Linked DNA regions of Homo sapiens: all the other regions are linked to region 1. A link is a contact called in ENCODE Hi-C or POLR2A ChIA-PET data. All regions are on one chromosome and are shown on one strand. Each heading gives the region's core, a stretch centred on a gene start or an enhancer-like site at or near the end of the contact. The rest is flanking DNA. Distances are from core to core; before and after follow the strand shown. Region 1 holds the start of GLIS3-AS2 (GLIS3 antisense RNA 2). Region 2 has its middle 65 kb from the start of RFX3-DT. Region 3 overlaps RFX3 (regulatory factor X3). Region 4 overlaps RFX3 (regulatory factor X3).

Region 1 (2,700 bases), core at 110-2,609:
TAGACGTAACATACGCAGGGAATATACCTCCATTCTTAACAGCCTGTGTTCAGAATTTTATACCCTTCTAACACTTCCATCACCTTCCTCTCTTCCCTGCCTATACTTGGAAAGGATGCCAAAGCCTTCCTTAGTGCTTCACCTATCCAGTTTCGAAGCTGTCATGTGCATCCGATCCGATATTTCAAAGCAACCCTTTTGCCATTTTTCACTGTGTTATTCTCTCCGTATTACTACCGGATTTTTTTGGTTGTTTGTTTATTTTTTTATGACCTGACATCAAATCCTGTCTAAACACTAACACTTTTTCATGTTAAAATAAGTCAGTTTAACAAATAAGGCCAGGAAGAAGGCGAAGTGTCTCCCTGCTGTTACCCTGTTCTGGAGTTCCTCGACTTCTGGCGCACGGGGAGTGTGTGTGTGTGTGTGTGTGTGTGTGTGTGTGTGTGTGAATGCGTCAAGAGGGAGACACAAGCTCGGCCTTCGAATTGGCCAGCCTAGTGACCCGCGAGCCCGCCCCCACTCTTCCCCCTCCCCCTCCGGCGCTCACACTCAGGAAGCAGCTGGCTACAGGCCGGCCCTCGCGGCCGCACACACATCCACACTCCTCGCCCGGCTGCCTTCCTCCCTCCCTCTTCCCCCTTCCCCTCTCCCTGCAGCCGCGTCCACACTGCGCCGCCCGGGCAGCCCAGAGCGCGGCGCGCACGGGCACCGGCGGCGAGTGCCGCGGCCACTGCCCCTCCCGGGACCCCCTGTACGCCGTCCGCGCCGTCCAGGGTCACACCGGCGACGGAACCCGCCGGCAGCAATTAGCCAGCATCCCGGGGTCGGCCCCCAGAAGCATTCCCCGGCCCAGGACGAGGATGAACAGGACAGGCGAGGCACAAAGTCGCAACTGAACTTTTTAGAAACATTATTTGTGTGTGTATGTGTGTAGCAGGGGAGAATGAGCTGATGCCGAGGGTCCAGCCACCCCGCCTCTGCCTCCTCCTCCCCCTGCCGCCGCTGCCCTCGCAGACGCGCGCGCACACACGGCACTTGGGCCGGGTTTCCGCGCTCCGTCCCCCCGTTTGGATGGGGGTTTTCATTTCCGAAGGAGGCACAGCCCGCGGAGCGCTCTGAAGGGCTGGAGCCCCAAGTTACTCCTCGCCAGCGCCGGCCGCCCGCTGTCACTCGCGCTGGCCGGCCGGGGGAAGGGACCCGCACGCCGGGCTTTGTTGTGGAAATCCCGGTTACCTGGTAAGTGGATGCCATAGGAACTTTGCTCGCAGGCGAGAGACGAGGAGAAACCGGGCGCTTGAGAGTGTGGGGGAGTTAAAGCTCAGAGACGCAAACTAGGGATTACAAATAGTTTTCTACGCTGAGCCGGTGGCGTTCGCGCGGGTTTAAGGATACGCGCACCTCAACTCCCGGCGTCACAGGTCACTGAGAGACCTGCGCTGACTGAGACTGATAGCAACAATTAGGGTTCAAACCATGTTTCTGTCAGTGGCCTAAGAGCGCCCAGTGTAGAAGACAGATAACGGGGCTTTAAAGTTGCGCTAATTCGGAACAGTTTTTGTGTTTTCATTTCAAGTAGAGCGGGCAGAGGGGTACACAATCAGGGCACGTTACAGGACGCACGGGCATGGGGCGCACCACTCTGGAGTCCCCACTGAAGGGAAACTTTGGCGAAGTGGGAACTGATGGGGTGACGTGAGGTCTCTCGCGCACACGCGGGGCTGTAGTTGTCTTTTCAAGTTCCACGTGTTTGTGGAGTTTCACGAAGGCTGTTTTCCACGCCTGTGTCTCATCCAAGCCGGTGTCCCCATGATTGCGGGAGGTGGTCGGGCTGAGGGTACCTACACTCCTCGCGGGTACCGGCCCGGCGATCCGCAGCCGCCAGGTCTGGAACTATAACCTCCCACGCCGCCAGGACGCAGACACAGCCAGACACGAACCCTCCCCGCCGGGTTCGTCACCTCGCGTTTACATTTTTTATGGGGCCCGACAAAATGTCAGCACTGTTTGGAAAATGTCTCAGTCTCGGAGACGTTGTCCTGCGCGCGGCTCCAGTCCCTATAAATGACCCTGTGTGTATTTTGAAGTCGGCCCGGGTCGCTCTCTGGAAAGCGTGAGTGAGCCGCCGGCTCTCTCCTAGACACACACCTTGCCCCGAGCGACAGTTCCAAGTTACTCACTGGAGCTGACAAGTCACCTCGGGGACCGGGAAGTCACTCAAGTGTCTGGAAATCTTGGCCCTGGCTGATTTGTCATCCTATGGATGATTCAATTAGGTACCTGGCGGGAGAAACTTTGGGGAAGGGTTTCTGGCTCCGCGTTCGCGCCCTCCGACTTGCTGGAGGTGTTTGGGAGGCGAGAAGCGAAAGGAAACCACAGGGTGAGGACACTGGCTCGGCGGGGACCGGGGGGCCGGCGTGGGGGGACTGCGAGCCCGGCCGTGGCGCCCCCGGGCTACAGGCTCCGGCCAGGCCGGGCAGCGCGCGCAGGTCCCCGGCGCCCGGGCTTCCCAGCCGCAGCACCCTTTCGGCCCCCGACTCACTCAGGAGCGAGTTGCACAACAGGAAGCCGGCACTAGTTTGTTTTGTTGCGCTGCGTTCGCTCCCTCGCTCGCTCGCGCACGGGGCCGAGGGTTAGGGGCGGAGGCGGCGGGGGAGTGACGGGGTCGCAGCCGCGCGTACCCCGCCGGGCGCTGTCGCC
Region 2 (2,763 bases), core at 19-2,518, 570 kb after region 1:
GGTCCCGAGCCCTGCCCCGCAGGGAAGCAGCTAAGGCCGGGCGAGAAATTGAGCACAGCAGCTGCTGGCCCAGGTGCTAAGCCCCTCACTGCCCGGGGATTGCCGGCTGGTCGGCTGCTCCGAGTGCGGGCCCGCTGAGCCCACGCCCACCCGGAACTCGCGCTGGCCCGCAAGCGCCGCGCGCAGCCCCGGTTCCGGCCTGCGCGTCTCCCTCCACACCTCCCTGCAAGCTGAGGGAGCAGGCTCCGGCCTTGGCCAGCCCAGAAAGGGGCTCCGTCAGTGCAGCGGCGGGCTGGAGGGCTCCTCGAGCGGGGCCAGAGTGGGCGCCAAGGCCGAGGAGGCGCCGAAAGCGAGCGAGGGCTGCGAGGGCTGTCAGCAGGTTGTCACCTCTCAATACCACTGATTCATAAATAGAAGCTATGTTCCCCTGGGAAGAAGCTATAAGCTGAATCCACTCCTCGTTGTGGCTGAAATATGTCTCACTTTTGAGCTTTCAAAGGATGCAATCTGGTTTATTCAGAGGATAGAGGTAAGAAAGTATCAAACTACTTGCAATAGCTATGTACTAAAGGTATTTAAGGGTGCTTCACAGAAAACTGAGATAGGAACTGCGGGCTGCACAAAAGGTGGTATTCAATCCAGACATCAGGTTCACCAAGACCCATGAGATCCTACCCGTGCCAGAAACAAAATCTTCATTGAAAACTTTCATTATTTACTTGCTCAACAGGGACTAAAAAGTCCCAGCCTAGTGTTAACTGGTTCATCTGGTGACCTGATCTGGCCCTCTGTGACCCGTTACTAAGTGAAATCTAACAGAAGTGAACCGTGACCCATTTGTTTTCCAAGCATGCAATTTGGTTCATGAATCTAGAAAACAATAGTGTGAAAAGCCTTTCACTTTCTAACTTTGGAAAATGATTATTTTTTAAAAACCTAATTAGATACCATGTTTCCTCTCTCTCTTTTTTTTTAAATAAGTTAGTTTAGTTAGAAAAGGCATTTCTGTGATGCATCTAATGGACTTGCTTGCTGCAGTGTGCTGGTAGAAATCTATAAAGAGTAAGTGCTGGGGGTGGGCCTGGAGTGGTGGGGAGAAGGAAAGCAAGCCACATCTCCTGATGCACAATTCTAAAGAATCCAGTGGTTCTTGAGTGTATATAGAGAGTACATATGAGTCAACAAGTAGACAAAGAAAATCCAGACCTTTGATGACCCCTGGTGAATAAACTAAGCACTGCATTGAAATGCAGCTAGAGCCACAGACTTCCGTGCAGGCAAGCCTCTGGAATGGCTCCTCTCTCGAGTAAGGCAAAAGGTTTTTTCTCCCCCAAATGCCTGTTTCATTTGTATTACAGACATACCTTACATACTTGAGGCATCGTTATCCTTCTGAACAATTCTCATGTTGGTGATCTCTGTTGGTAGAGACTAAGAAATGTGTATCCAACACTACTTTCTATTTGTGCTGTGACCTCTTAGACCCGAACAGTGTTATTCATGGAACACTGAAGAATTCAGTGACCTCCATAAAGCAAGATCTGTAACTATCTTTCAGATTAGGTATCTATTTATTATTTTTATGGAATAATTATAAAGAATAAATCAACCATCTTACATCACTCAAATTTAAGATCAGAGTTTAAAGATAATCACTTGTCTATAACTGCTGAGTACCGGGTAAAATACTCTTCTAGGCAGCAAAAGTCTGCATTTTTGTAAACAGCTGTGTGTGACCAGCATGTGGTACATGCGAGCCAGAAAGCAGGCTGTATTTTGTCAGCTTGTAGAAGAGAAGGGAAATTTGCCATTGTAAAAGAAGGAAGCAGAGAGGGGAGGTGCAGAGACTGAAATATTTTTATTGTACACCCCAGGCGTCCAATTATAAAAGAAATGTCAAATCCCTATTTGTAATAATCCAGAATGGAACCTACCTGGTAAAGTTATATAGAGTGGAATACAAAACAGTTTATACTGTTAATACAGTTTAGCTTATCAGTTATTTGCGTACCATAACTATTGGCTTTTAAGTTTTTGTTGCCTGAACAGGAAATATTTTTTATATCTCTCAGATTGGTGTACGCAGGGTGCTGAATTGCTGAGTTTATTCCTGCTCCCTTCACCCTTTTTAATCACCACAGACTAAGGAGTGCCTTTTTTCTCTGCTATGGTTTGAATGTTCCCTCCAAAACCCATGCTGACATTTAATTTCCAATAAAATGGTATTGGGGAGTGGGGCCTTTGAGAAGTGATGAGGTCATGAGGGCTCTGCCTGGTGAATGGATTAATGCTGTTACAGGAGTGGATTAGTTATCTCAGAAGTGGGGTCCTGATCAAAGGGTAAGTTTGGCCCCCATTTTCTCTCCACCTCATGCACTTGCTCACCACATAATGCCTTCTGCCACGGATGATGCATGGGAAGGCCCTCACCAGATGCTGGGGCCATGCTATTGGACTTCCTAGCCTCCAGAGCTGTGAGCCAAATCAACTTCTTTTTTAAAATGAATTACCCAGCCTGTGATATTCTGTTAAAACAGCAGAAAATGGACTAATAAAATCTCTTTAAAAATGAACTAAATTAAATTTTTAAAGAAATACAAAGCATTACGTATTCCAAATATGTGCTTCAGCTTCATGGGTAGGCATCTCAGTCTCTCCACTGGGATTACAGGGGCTCAAGTAAACATAAGTCATCACTTTCTTATGTGGCCTTCAGCATAGTCCTTCTGGATGAGGAGGTTGGCATTCAGGAAATTTAATCAA
Region 3 (2,700 bases), core at 110-2,609, 790 kb after region 1:
AACTGAGGGTAAGTGACTTGTACAATGACATAGAACATCAGAATTAGGACTGTCGAACTCCAGCCTCCACACTCCTCCGCAAATGTTCTTAGGGCTAATACAAAACTTTTTTTAAAGGCAAAGAACTCAAATGTACTGCCTTTAGTGTTTTAAGTAACTGTTTATCTATAATTTTGAACTCCATATTTTTTTCTAGAAAAAGCAAGTTTTATAAATCTGCATTCAAAGTTTGCATAAATACCTTAATGTTCTAATTATTTCCAAATGTAATTTTTGGTATATGGATTATTTTTAGAATGACGTAGAAATAAAATTTAAAAATGTTTTCCAAACCATCAGTAGGCTTTATTTTAAGGAGAAATGCCATACTTACTAGGTTTTTTAAAAAGAAAAATATTGTATATTTAATTCCTATTATTTGTATTTCCTCTTATTGGGAATTAATGATGTATGTCATAATCAATGTATTAGTGTAAATAATTTTCAGTCCTGGTATGCACGTCTTTACTTTTTTGATGAGGGTAAAGGTGCTTTTAATTGTTTTAAGAATTTTTGTAAACATTCATTTAATTATGAATTTTAAAAATGGAAATCTTTGTTCTTGTAGGTCACTCTTTTGTGGAACAAAAGTAAAATACTGGCAGCTGATATAGGTGGTACAAGCTGAGACTTGCCCAGCTGGGCTTTAAAAGTGTAGCAGCGCTCTTAAGTAGCAGTGAATGAACAGAATGAATATATGAACGGACTGCCCTTTATTCCATAGCAACCAGACGCAATACTGGCAACTATGCTATTATCTGATTTTTTATTTTCTTAATCTGAGTTTTTGGAAGGTTATGTTGTTTACTTTTTAATAGTATGGGACTGTGGCAGGAATTGTAATTACCAAGATTTTGTCTAATTATTTCTCTCTCTCTCCTCTCTGTGTCTCTCTTTCTGTGTGTGTGTGTGTGTGTGTCTGTGTTTTACAATTAGAAGTAAATCAGTGAGCTCAGACTTGAATTAGTTTCGGTATTGTGCTAAAGATGAGCAGTTTGAGCCCTAACCCTGTTAATTATTTGAAACAGTCAATTTAAGAGAAACCAAGAATATGGCAATTGAACTTCCCAATGTAACCTGATGCTCTCTGCAGCCTCATTTGTGGTAACAAATATGAAAGGATACATTTATATAAAACAGGAGTATGTTTCCTGTGGGGGAAAACCGCTTGTCATTTGCTTTTAACAAGGTGTAAATCCCCACAGATAAACCTTCTTGTAAAACTGTTCCCTTTGGATTTAGCCTCACCTTCAACAAAAAGGGAGATGTAATAAACGAAAGTATGATGAAATATTAGTTAGCTCTTGCATTTTTTGCCTAGAAGTTCCTCTTTTTTATTCTTTATCATTTTTTAAAATTTAATGCCGCTGTTTCAGATGAATTGAGAGAGTCAGAATATAATGCATTACATTCATTTTACTTTCTGTTAATGTTTTTAGGGGGAGAGATCTAAATAATATACTTTTAGATTGAACTATATTTCTGATATATCAACATATATACTGACTCATAAATTAGAATGGAAAATACAAATATTGAAAGTGTAATTCAAATGAATAGAAAGTGCTAAATACTTGCAAGCCTTAAATTGGGATTTGAATATAGAGATTGAGTTACCAGAGTAACTAAATACTAGACTGCTGTATTTGTTGGATGTGCAGAGAAGGAAACTCAAATATGGAACGTGGTCTTAATGTCTTATGAATCATTTTTACTTAACTTTTAAAATTCAGATTAATAGAGTCCTCTAAAAAGAAGGTTTTTTTGAATTTTTAGAAATAGCTCAGAGTTTTACGTTTCCCTCTGTCAGAATCTTTTCAGGATTCCTCATTGCCTCTTCGTCAGAGTCGTTTAAGAAATATTTATTAGTTATCACAGTGTCCCACAGAACAACCACAGTCTTTGCTGTTAGGAAGCTTATAGTCTCATGTCCATTTTCAAACTTGTATTTCACCACTTTTCTCTGTACTTCCCCTTTTTTGACCAGTCTACATTTCGTATCTGTGGGATCTGCATTTGTGAATTCAACCAGCTGAGGATGGGAAACACTTGAAAAAAGAAAACAATATATAACAACACAACAATAAAAAAAGTAAATACAGTATAACAACTTTATATAGCACTTACATTGTATTAGGAATTATAATTAATCTAGAGATGATTTAAAGTATACACGGGAGGATGTGTACAGGCTATACACAAATACTATGCTATTTTATATAAGAGAGTTGGGCACCCTTTTTTAAGATGGAGGTCCTGGAACCAATTCCCCATGGTTACGGAGGGACAACTGTATTATGTATTGGTTAAGAGCATGAACTTCAAAATGAACAGCCCTGGGTGTGAATTCGAGCTCTGCCACTGACTAGCAGTTTAATGTTAGGCAGATTACTTAAATTCTGTGAAATAGGATTAATAAAATCAACCTGAAAAGATTGTTTCAAAGACAGTATATGACATAGTCAAAATAGCACTGTGCCTGACATGTGAGTGTTTAATAAATGGCAATTGCTATTATTATCCTATATGGTCTGAATTCTGCCTTGTCATTTCTTTTCTCTAAAACTTAGTTCTCATCCTTTATTCTATTAGAATGTGTTTTCTACCCTACTTCAATTAATCTCTTCTAAAATTTGAGTGGTCCCTAACTTGATGGGTTCA
Region 4 (2,700 bases), core at 53-2,552, 900 kb after region 1:
ATATGTAGAAATAGATTTCTGATTACCCTCAAAAGAGTCACAAACTCAAATGCCTATAGAGGCCATTCAATTGAAAAGAGTATAACCATTTAAATAATTTGCCTATAGAACACATAATATGTGCTCACCTCTTTAAAATTTTCAGATGTTTCAAGAAATTCTGGAAATTTGTTTCTTTTTTGTTTTTTGTTTTGAGACGGAGTTTTGGTCTTGTCGCCCAGGCTGGAGTGCAATGATGAGATCTCAGCTCACTGCAACCTCTGCCTCCCAAGTTCAAGGGATTCTCCTGTCTCAGCCTCCATAGTAGCTGGGATTACAGGTGCCCACCACCATGACCAGCTGATTTTTTTTTTTTTTTTTTTTTAAGCAGAGACAGGGTTTCACCGTATTGTCCAGGGTGGTCTTGAACTCCTGACCTCAGGTGATTCACCCACCTTGGCCTCCCAAAGTGTTGGGATTACAGGCATGAACCACTGTGCCCGGCCTGGAAATTTGTTTTTTAGTTCAAAGTTTTCTGATTTTTAAATGTTAGCAATTAAGAATTTTGTAATCACTCTGAGTCAAACAAAACCCGAGTGGGGAGTCAAATGTAGTCCATAGAAGGCCAATTTCCAAATCTATGCCTTTTATCTTCTGATATGCTCTCCCAGGTGGCTTATTGGGAGTTGTTAAGAATTACTTTAAAGGTAGTTTTAATTTTTTTTTTTTTTTTTTTTTTTTTTTATTATACTCTAAGTTTTAGGGTACATGTGCACATTGTGCAGGTTAGTTACATATGTATACATGGTAGTTTTAATTTTTAAAGAGAACTTTTTTCTTTACATTCTTGCATGTGTTTGATCTAAAACAGTTGATGTCAAAGTGTGGGTCATAGACCAAAAAAAGTATGTAGAGTAGTCTGTAATACAATGTATGTGCAAACAAGTTAGACTCTGGAACATTCCCATCCAGCTCTGGGGGAAATAGGAGGCAGATTTAGTGCGAGTGACATCATTGTAAGAAACTCATCTACTCTTAGTTGAACAGCTTAAAGGAGAAGCTATAACTGGCAACGCTGTCTTCCTCATCTGTACACTAAACTGACAGAGGCCACCAGCCATCTTGGAGTTGACAAGAGAGGCTGAAAAAGACCTCACAGAAGATGATATCTAATGTCTGGTTCATTCCTTATTCTTTGCAGAAAAGCATTGCCTCACTCTTACTAATAGTTCCTCTGCTATAGCACAAATGGCATATAAATGTGTAATAAATCAAAGGACCCTGGCTTTTGCTTTCTTTTTTAGGGATTTTTTTTTTTTGTTTCCTGTCTGTGGTAGAAGAAAGAGGAAGAGGCACAGACTGGGTTCTTAATTTGTGTATTCTCTCCCCAAATTTTGAGAACTATTGGTCCTCTAGTAATACTCGTTAGGCAAGAATTTTGTGTAGTAAAAAATAGTGTCATTCTCAAACATTTTTGGTCATTTCTGTGGTCTTAATGCTGGTTCAAAGATTGTGTGTGTGTGTGTGTTTGGAGATCAGTACTACATTTAAATAAACCACCATTTGTGAGATTTCACATAAAAATCTGGACTTTCAGTTTCTTTCGGAAAATGGAAGGAAGTTTCCCACATACTCACAATATGCTGGAGCTGAGCATTAGCTAACCCATCTAGGAGTATTAGCCACTGAATTGATCACTTTCCATTTATTTTGTAAACCCCTAGCCACTTCTGCTCTCTGTGCCTGAGGTTCCTCATTTGTAAATGCAGATTATAGTCATACCAACTGCATTGAGTTGTTACATGGATTCATTTTTAAATTAATAAATATATCAAGCACTTAAAAGAATTCTTAGCGTGTGTTGAACAATCAGTGCTAGTTGTTACTGCTATACCTTTTGCATGTACAAGGTTTATTGTGCTGCTTTAGGGGTTTCACTAACAAAAGAATGAGAAAATAATCCCCTAAAAAGATGCCAATGTCAAAGTGTAGAAAGAAAATTAAGCACAGAGTCAAAGTGAAAAAGCCCAGTCCCAAGTCTACTCCTGTCACCTTGAACAAGTCTCTTAATCTCTCTGGGTTTTAGGTTCCTCGTTTACAAAATAAGAAGAATAGATGCATTGTCTTCAGAGGTCCGTTTCTGAAATTGAATATGATTGAAGGTTTTGGGGGAAAATTAGAAGAAGTCATGCTGTGACAACAGATGCCAAGAGGGGTTAATTTTCTCCTTGAAAAACTGAATACTCTTTCAAAAATTTCTTAGTTAAAAATTAATGTTCACTGTATTTCATATAGATTTAAACTATGATGCAGTGCTTTTCTTATGCTACCAATTAAACACTGTTTCTCTTGCTCCATTCCTCCAGGAAAGAAAACTAGAAATCTGGTCTTTGCTCAATAGCAAGGAAATTCATATTTCTTTTATTGAATGCATAAGTAGTAAAAGGGGATGTCAAGGCCAGGAAGCCGGAGAAAGCATACCTGTTAGAGTAAACAATGGCAGGTCAGGCAAAACTGAGAAACGTGGCATGTTTAATTGTGAATGAGAGAAAGTACATGTCTTTGTTTACAAATCTCATTTACATGATAGTAGTCTCCCTCATCTTTCAACTGTATTAAATGTTATGGATTTGGGGCTATCTTTGTATAAGACTATAATCGAATTTTGATTTTAGTACCATATTATACCATACACAAAATTAGTTAACTTGATTCTTTGGC

What was found. Hi-C counts contacts between places; a loop is a spot of excess contacts on that map. ChIA-PET counts read pairs that join two places held with the same protein, here RNA polymerase II (POLR2A). Pooled maps may share reads with other maps.
Region 2: a map of Caco-2 shows a loop between it and region 1 (10-fold over the local background). The contact joins the enhancer-like site here to the promoter of GLIS3-AS2 in region 1. A Hi-C loop is called at or near these places in 9 of 168 maps with a recorded cell type or tissue (Caco-2, IMR-90, MCF 10A and 6 more), 21 of 37 single-sample maps with no recorded cell type and 23 of 50 pooled maps. POLR2A ChIA-PET finds 5 or more read pairs at or near these places in 2 of 52 experiments (MCF 10A and SK-N-SH).
Region 3: a map with no recorded cell type shows a loop between it and region 1 (3-fold over the local background). The contact joins the enhancer-like site here to the promoter of GLIS3-AS2 in region 1. A Hi-C loop is called at or near these places in 1 of 37 single-sample maps with no recorded cell type. POLR2A ChIA-PET finds 5 or more read pairs at or near these places in 2 of 52 experiments (BJ and activated T-cell).
Region 4: a loop to region 1 is called in a map with no recorded cell type, with 2.6 times the contacts of the local background. The contact joins the enhancer-like site here to the promoter of GLIS3-AS2 in region 1. A Hi-C loop is called at or near these places in 1 of 37 single-sample maps with no recorded cell type and 5 of 50 pooled maps. POLR2A ChIA-PET finds 5 or more read pairs at or near these places in 1 of 52 experiments (activated CD4-positive, alpha-beta T cell).

What each region holds. Positions count from the first base shown.
Region 1 is chr9:4,297,960-4,300,659 of GRCh38, reverse strand. GLIS3-AS2 (GLIS3 antisense RNA 2) reads right to left here and starts at 1,359. Exons shown (of 4, transcript NR_186824.1): 1 at 1,237-1,359. It overlaps GLIS3 (GLIS family zinc finger 3), which reads left to right and starts at 592. Exons shown (of 11, transcript NM_001042413.2): 1 at 592-1,239.
Region 2 is chr9:3,731,261-3,734,023 of GRCh38, reverse strand. No RefSeq gene overlaps it. Among named protein-coding and RNA genes, the nearest start is that of RFX3-DT, 65 kb to the right of the region's middle. Within about 2 kb of position 1,268, at least 8 of the 41 ENCODE cell types and tissues checked have a DNase peak (open chromatin) inside an H3K27ac peak, as active enhancers do.
Region 3 is chr9:3,507,215-3,509,914 of GRCh38, reverse strand. The region is part of intron 1 of RFX3 (regulatory factor X3); the gene reads left to right. Among named protein-coding and RNA genes, the nearest start is that of RFX3, 17 kb to the left of the region's middle. Within about 2 kb of position 1,359, at least 5 of the 41 ENCODE cell types and tissues checked have a DNase peak (open chromatin) inside an H3K27ac peak, as active enhancers do.
Region 4 is chr9:3,396,938-3,399,637 of GRCh38, reverse strand. The region is part of intron 1 of RFX3 (regulatory factor X3); the gene reads left to right. Among named protein-coding and RNA genes, the nearest start is that of RFX3, 130 kb to the left of the region's middle. Within about 2 kb of position 1,302, at least 7 of the 41 ENCODE cell types and tissues checked have a DNase peak (open chromatin) inside an H3K27ac peak, as active enhancers do.